2 separate regions of the Homo sapiens genome follow, and region 2 is linked to region 1. Evidence: chromatin loops called from intact Hi-C (ENCODE). Cell type or tissue: heart right ventricle. All regions are shown on one strand. Links, peaks and the distances in the headings refer to the core of each region. The heading gives the core; the rest is flanking DNA. Region 1 has its middle 11 kb from the start of ZBTB32. Region 2 has its middle 7.1 kb from the start of PRODH2.

Region 1 (2,907 bases), core at 112-2,611:
ATCTCAAAAAAAAAAAAAAAAAAAAGTTAACTGATGTACCCTGAACCAGAGTTGTTTTTAGACAACAAATATTGCTTGTCTTGACTCTGGGTACAGATATATATATATGTATCTTTTCTTTTTTTTTTTTTTGAGACAGGGCCTTGTTCTGTTGCCCAGGCTCCTGGCCTCAAACAATCCTCACATCTCAGCCTCCCAAAGTGTCCTCAATTTTCTGAATGGATTTTTATGAGAGGAACTTTAATACCAGGGATCCTATTTTGGTCATTTTGTCCAGCAGGGCTGGGAGCAGCTCTTCAAAAAGACCATTTTCTTGTCCCTTTACCTTCCCTGTTTTGCATGATTCTGTTTCCATTTGTAGAGGATCTGAGAAGGCAGCTGATTCTGTGAGAAACAATGATTCTACTTCATGTTTTAAATAGATCTGTTGGGTTAAGTGACAAGTCCCTAGCTAGACTCAAGAAGGCACTGGAGAGCTATGGTCCTGCCACTGTACTCCAGCCTGGGCGACACGGTGCGATTCTCATTTTCTCTCTCTCTCTCTCTCAGACAAAGTCTCCCCCTATTGCCCAGGCTGGAGTCCAGTGGTGCTACCATAGCTCACTGCAGCCTCGAACTCCTGGGCTCAAGTGATCCTCCTGTCTTGGCCTCCCAAAGTGAGGGATTACAGGTGGGATTACAGGTGTGAGTCACTGTGCCTGGCTGAGACCCCGTCTTTTAAAAGAAAGGGGAAGGGGGAGGAGAAGGGGTAGGAAGAAGGAGGAGGAGGAGGAAGAAGGCGGAGGAGGAAAGAGGAGGAGAAAGAGAAAAAAGGAGGAGGGAAGAGGAGGAGGGTGAAGGAAGGAGAAGGAAGAAGGAGGAGAAAGGAAGAGGGATGAAAGAAAAGAGGAGGGAGGAAGAGGAAGAGGGAGGAGGAGGAGGAAGGAAGAGGAGGAGGGAGAAGGAGGAGGGAGGAGGAGGGAGGAGGAGGAGGGAGAAGGAGGAGAGGGTGGCAGTGGAGGTCACTCCCTATAATGTGGAGCATAGCAGCCACCTGCTGGTCACAGCGCAGTAGGAAGAACACAAAGCCCTGGAGTGAGGCAGAGGGGCCCTGGCTCCTCAGTGGCTCTCCAGCGCCCTCTATTGACAAAGCCTAACCTGGCACCAGATGACAAATGGAACTGAGAGGTAATAAATTGATAACCCACAGGTAAGTGATGGGGCCCCTGCTATTAATAAAAACAACAGTAATAATAACGACTACCATGGAATTCTCAGTGCTGTCTGTGTCATTTATCCCGGAATCGCTGGTGAAGGTTGATGGGGAGGGGGGATTGTGGTCCATTTGCCTCCAGGGTCGGCTCACCCTTCCCTAGGCTCAGGCTTAGGGTCTGAGCCTGCTCTGGGCAAGCACCCTCTCCCTCCTCCCAGACCAGACCCTATAGATGGAGCTGACTCCATCCCTGCTCCAAGGGCAGGCGTGTGCCCCGGAATCTGCACTTTCCCCAGCCCCACACGTGATGGCACAGCACAGTGTCAAACCTAGACAATGAAAAACATTCCAGAGGGGGCACCAGGCCCTCTCACCGTTTTTTGCTTTGTTTTGTTTTGTTTTTGTTTTTTGAGATGGAGTCTTGCTCTGCCACCCAGGCTGGAGTGCAGTGGCACGATCTTGGCTCACTACAACATCCACCTCCCAGGTTCAAGTGATTCTTCTATCTCAGCCTCCTGAGTAGCTTGGATTACAGGCACATGCCACCACATCTAGCTAATTTTTGTATTTTTAGTAGAAACAGGGTTTCGCCATGTTAGCCAGGCTGGTCTCGAACTCCTGACCTCAGGTGATCTGCCTGCCTCAGCCTCCCAAAGTGCTGGGATTACAAGTGTGAACCACCATGCCCAGTCATCTTTTTTTTTTTTTTTTTTTTGAGACTGTTATCTGGGCTGACAGAGTCAGTGGTGCCATCTTGGCTCACTTCAGCGACGACTGCCATACTCAAGTGATCCTCCTGCCTAAGCTTCCTGAGCAGCTGTGATGCAGGTGCTTGCCACCATGGCCAGCGATTTTTAAAAATTTTTTTATTGTTTTGTAGAGACAGGGTCTCACTATGTAGCCTAGGCTGGTCTCGAACTCCTCAAGCGTTCCTCCCGCCTTGGCCTCCTAAAGTGCTGGGATTACAGGCGTAAGCCACCGCGCCCCCCCGCCCGGCTAGGTTTTTGTTTTGTCTTTCATTCTTTTATTTTTCTCCTTAGCACTTATTAGCCTCTAACATGTGTTTTTCTTATTGGTTTTATCTATTTTCCCCTCTAGAAGGTAAGCTTTATTTATTTATTTATTAAGCTCTTTTAAATCTGGGAAGAGTTCCTGTAAGCTTTATTATCTGATTCCCAGGAAGCTTGTAGCCATTTTTCTAACACCAGCCAAGGACGCGGGGACCAGAGAGGAGGAATTGGTGGGCGTGGGACACCTGAGGAAAGGGCAGGGGTGTGTGTTTTTACGTTTTAGTTAAAAAAAAAAAAAAAGAACCAACTTGCCCTCATGGAAGGAGTGTAAGCAAAAGTGGATGTAGTCAGAGGCATGTGCCTGGCTTGATTGCTATATAACACAGTTTCTTATTTCCATTCTGTGATCTCAGATGGTGAGAGAGAGAGCTTGGCTCAGTGGAGCAAGAGAGAGAAAGAGATACCTGGAGAGGTGGCAAGGGGCCAAGCCACACGGGCCCTCAGTGCGAGGTGAGGAGGGCGCTGGAGAGCCGTGGAGGGTTAGAGGCTGAGGAGGGATGCAGTCACCTGGGGTGTGGGGGGAACAGCCATCAAATGGCTGCCTGTCCCTCAAGGGGTCCGGGCCCTGACATAGCCCTGACCTCTTTGCTCCCCTCTTACCCACAGGAGCCGGCCTCTGAGTTTGGGGGCTGGGGCGGACAAACC
Region 2 (2,907 bases), core at 140-2,639, 130 kb before region 1:
ACACCACTGCACTCCAGCTTGGGCAACAGAGCCAGACCCTGTCTCAACAAACAAACAAAGAGTCTGGTTACCTTTGGGAGAGAGGGGGATGGTGATTGAAACTGGCACCAGGAAGGCTTGGGGTGAGAATCCTCATAATGTTGTTTTCTTTTCTTTCTTTCTTTTTTTTTTTTTTTTTTTTTTTGATATGGTGTCTTGCTCTGTCTCCCAGGCTGGAGTGCAGTGGTGTGATGATGGCTCACTGCAGCCTCCAACTCTTGGGCTCAAGCGATCCTCCCACCTCAGCCTCCTGTGTAGCTGGGACTACAAGTGTGCACCACCACACATGGCTAATTTTTTATCTTTGTAGAGACAGAGTTTCACTATGTTGTCCAGGTTGGGCCCAAGCGATCCTCCTGCCTTGGCCTCCCGAAGTGCTGGGATTACGAAGTTGTTTTCTTGACTTGGGTGTTAGTTATTCAAGTGTCACTTGCGTCAAATTTACTTTCTGGTCACTTCCTGAAAATTCATACTGAACACATGATATGGGCACATTTCTTTATGTGTGCTATACTTCATTCAGAATTTTACATTACATCTCATAGGTGGCATTGTTGGAATTGTGATTCTTCTGATATGATGTATAACCATTGGTGCCATTCTGAACAAAAAAGTACACAATTTTCACTTTCTTTACATCAGAAGCCGGGCACAGTGGCTCACGCCTGTAATCCCAGTACTTTGGGAGGCCAAGGCAGGAGGATCACTTGAGGTCAGGAATTTGAGACCAGCCTGGCCAACATGGTGAAACTCCCTCTCTATTAAAAATACAAAAAATTAGCTGGGCGTGGTGGCACAGGCCTGTAAACCCAGCTACTTGGGAGGCTGAGGCAGAAGAATCACTGGAACCCGGGAGGCAGAGGTTCTAGTGAGTTGAGATGGCACCACTGCACTCCAGCCTGAGCAACAGAGCGAGATTCTGTCTCCAAAAAAAATAGATAAATAAAAATAAATTTACATCATAGTTTCATTTCAGAAAATGTCAATATATTTTAAACCATACCAAAATTTTGTGTGTATGGTATATGTGTTATATTAATAATTTCAGATAACTGTAAACTTATTTTACGCACAGAAGCGCCTGCAAAGACATTTACAAACTGTTCTGGATGCAGATTTCAGCGTCCAGCATTCCTGGTCCTGCCTCTAGATGCCTGTAATGCCCTCCAATCAATGCTGCAGCCAAAAACAATTATGCAAATTTCCCAAGCTCCCACCAGGGTGCGGTCGTGTCCCGTTTGAGAAGAACCAATCCATGAGGGGATTCTGAATGAGCATGTGTGTGTGTGTGTGTGTGTGTGTGTGTGTGTGTGTGTGTGTGTGTGTGTGTACATTGGGTTCCAGAGCTCAGGAGAGAGGTCTGTGCTGGAGATTAAAACTGGCTGGACTGTCCTCTGCTCCTAAGCTGTCACCAAACTCCAGTATTAAGGGATAAGTAGCTGTGCAGGGGCTGGAGACAAAGAAGACTCCAGGAGCACAGTGTGGGAAGGGATTTCCCTAAAATTGTTGCTGGAGAATAACCCCCAAGTCAGGGAGTGGTAGGAATTAAGGCTAGTGAGATGGCCAAAGATAAACCACAAAGCTCATCTTATGGGTTTGTGCTTTATCCTGTGGGTGACAGGAAGCCAATGAGTCGCTGCAGCAGCAGTGACAGACAGCATTTATGAGCTCCTAACACATGCCAGCTCACATTCTATGTTCTGTATATGTATCACCTCCTGGAACCATCAGAGTCACGCATGAGTCCAGTTTTTTGTTTCATTTTGTTTTTAATTATTTGTTTATTTAGAGAGAGAGTGCACCTGTGTTGCTGCTGGAGTGCAGTTATGCGATCTTGGCTCACTGCAACCTCCACCTCCCGGGTTCAAGCGATTCTTATGCCTCAGCCTCCCGGTAGCTGGGATTACAGGCGCCTGCCACCACCCCCAGCTAGTTTTTGTATTTTTAGTAGAGAAGAGGTTTCGCCATGTTGGCCAGGCTGGTCTCAAACTCCTGACCTCAGGTGATCCACCCGCCACGGCCTCCCAAAGTGCTGGTACTGCAGGCATGAGCCACCACGCCCCAGGTAGGTTTTGTGCATTGGTTGAGCACTCTTGAAGCTCCAGAAACAGGCACAGCACTGGAGCTGGCTGGAATACCTTATTCTTCAATCCCAGTGATTGGTATGGGGTCACCTGGTGACCCAACCAGAGAGAATAAGAGGGACTCTCCCACCTATGGCTCTGCCTCTCTGCTGGTGTTAGAGCCCCTTTGCCTCTTACCACAAAATGGACAATCACCCACAGAAGGACCGGCTGGGAACTTTATTCCAGAACCTTCCATGGCTACTGTTGAGCAGCCCATTGTGTTCTGTTTTGCAGGGCACTCAGGATTCCCCAGTGACCAGGTGTGGGTGGCTCATGTCTGTAATCCAAGCACTTTGGGAGGCTGAGACAGGAGGACCACCTGAGACCAGGAGTTCCAGACCAGCCCAGGCAGCACAGAGAGACCCCATCTCTACAAAAAACACAAAAATTACCCAGCTGTGGTGCCACACTCCTGTAGTCCCAGCAACTCGGGAGACTGAGGCAGGAGGATCCCTTGAGCCCAGTAGTTCAAAGCTGCAGTGAGCTATGAGAGCTATGATCGATCACACCACTGTACTACAGCCTGGGTGACAGAACAGGACCCTGTCTCTAAAACAAAACGAAACAAAAATTCTCTCCACCTAGTCTCTCCCTCTCCCACACTCTCATTTTCAACTTCACTTTCCCCCAATCCAGGTTGTGTGCCTCAGATAGGTGAGAAAAATGCTTTTCCTTCTTATAGCCATATTTGTTTCTACCTCCTTGCCTTTAATTTGTCTGTGGTCTCAACCTGGGATACCCA

Evidence for each region. Peaks named below come from ENCODE experiments on the same cell type or tissue, not always from the same donor. Only the 100,000 strongest peaks of a DNase experiment are listed, where the experiment ranks them.
Region 2: it touches region 1 in a loop (2.5-fold over the local background); 34 of 110 quality-filtered maps call a loop at or near these places.

What each region holds. Positions count from the first base shown.
Region 1 is chr19:35,692,129-35,695,035 of GRCh38, reverse strand. No RefSeq gene overlaps it. Among named protein-coding and RNA genes, the nearest start is that of ZBTB32, 11 kb to the left of the region's middle. In heart right ventricle, for the core only: a CTCF peak has its summit at 1,105 (motif pointing left); a DNase peak (open chromatin) is centred at 1,065; H3K27ac peaks cover 496 bases.
Region 2 is chr19:35,818,520-35,821,426 of GRCh38, reverse strand. No RefSeq gene overlaps it. Among named protein-coding and RNA genes, the nearest start is that of PRODH2, 7.1 kb to the right of the region's middle. In heart right ventricle, for the core only: a CTCF peak has its summit at 1,258 (motif pointing right); a DNase peak (open chromatin) is centred at 1,274; H3K27me3 peaks cover 667 bases.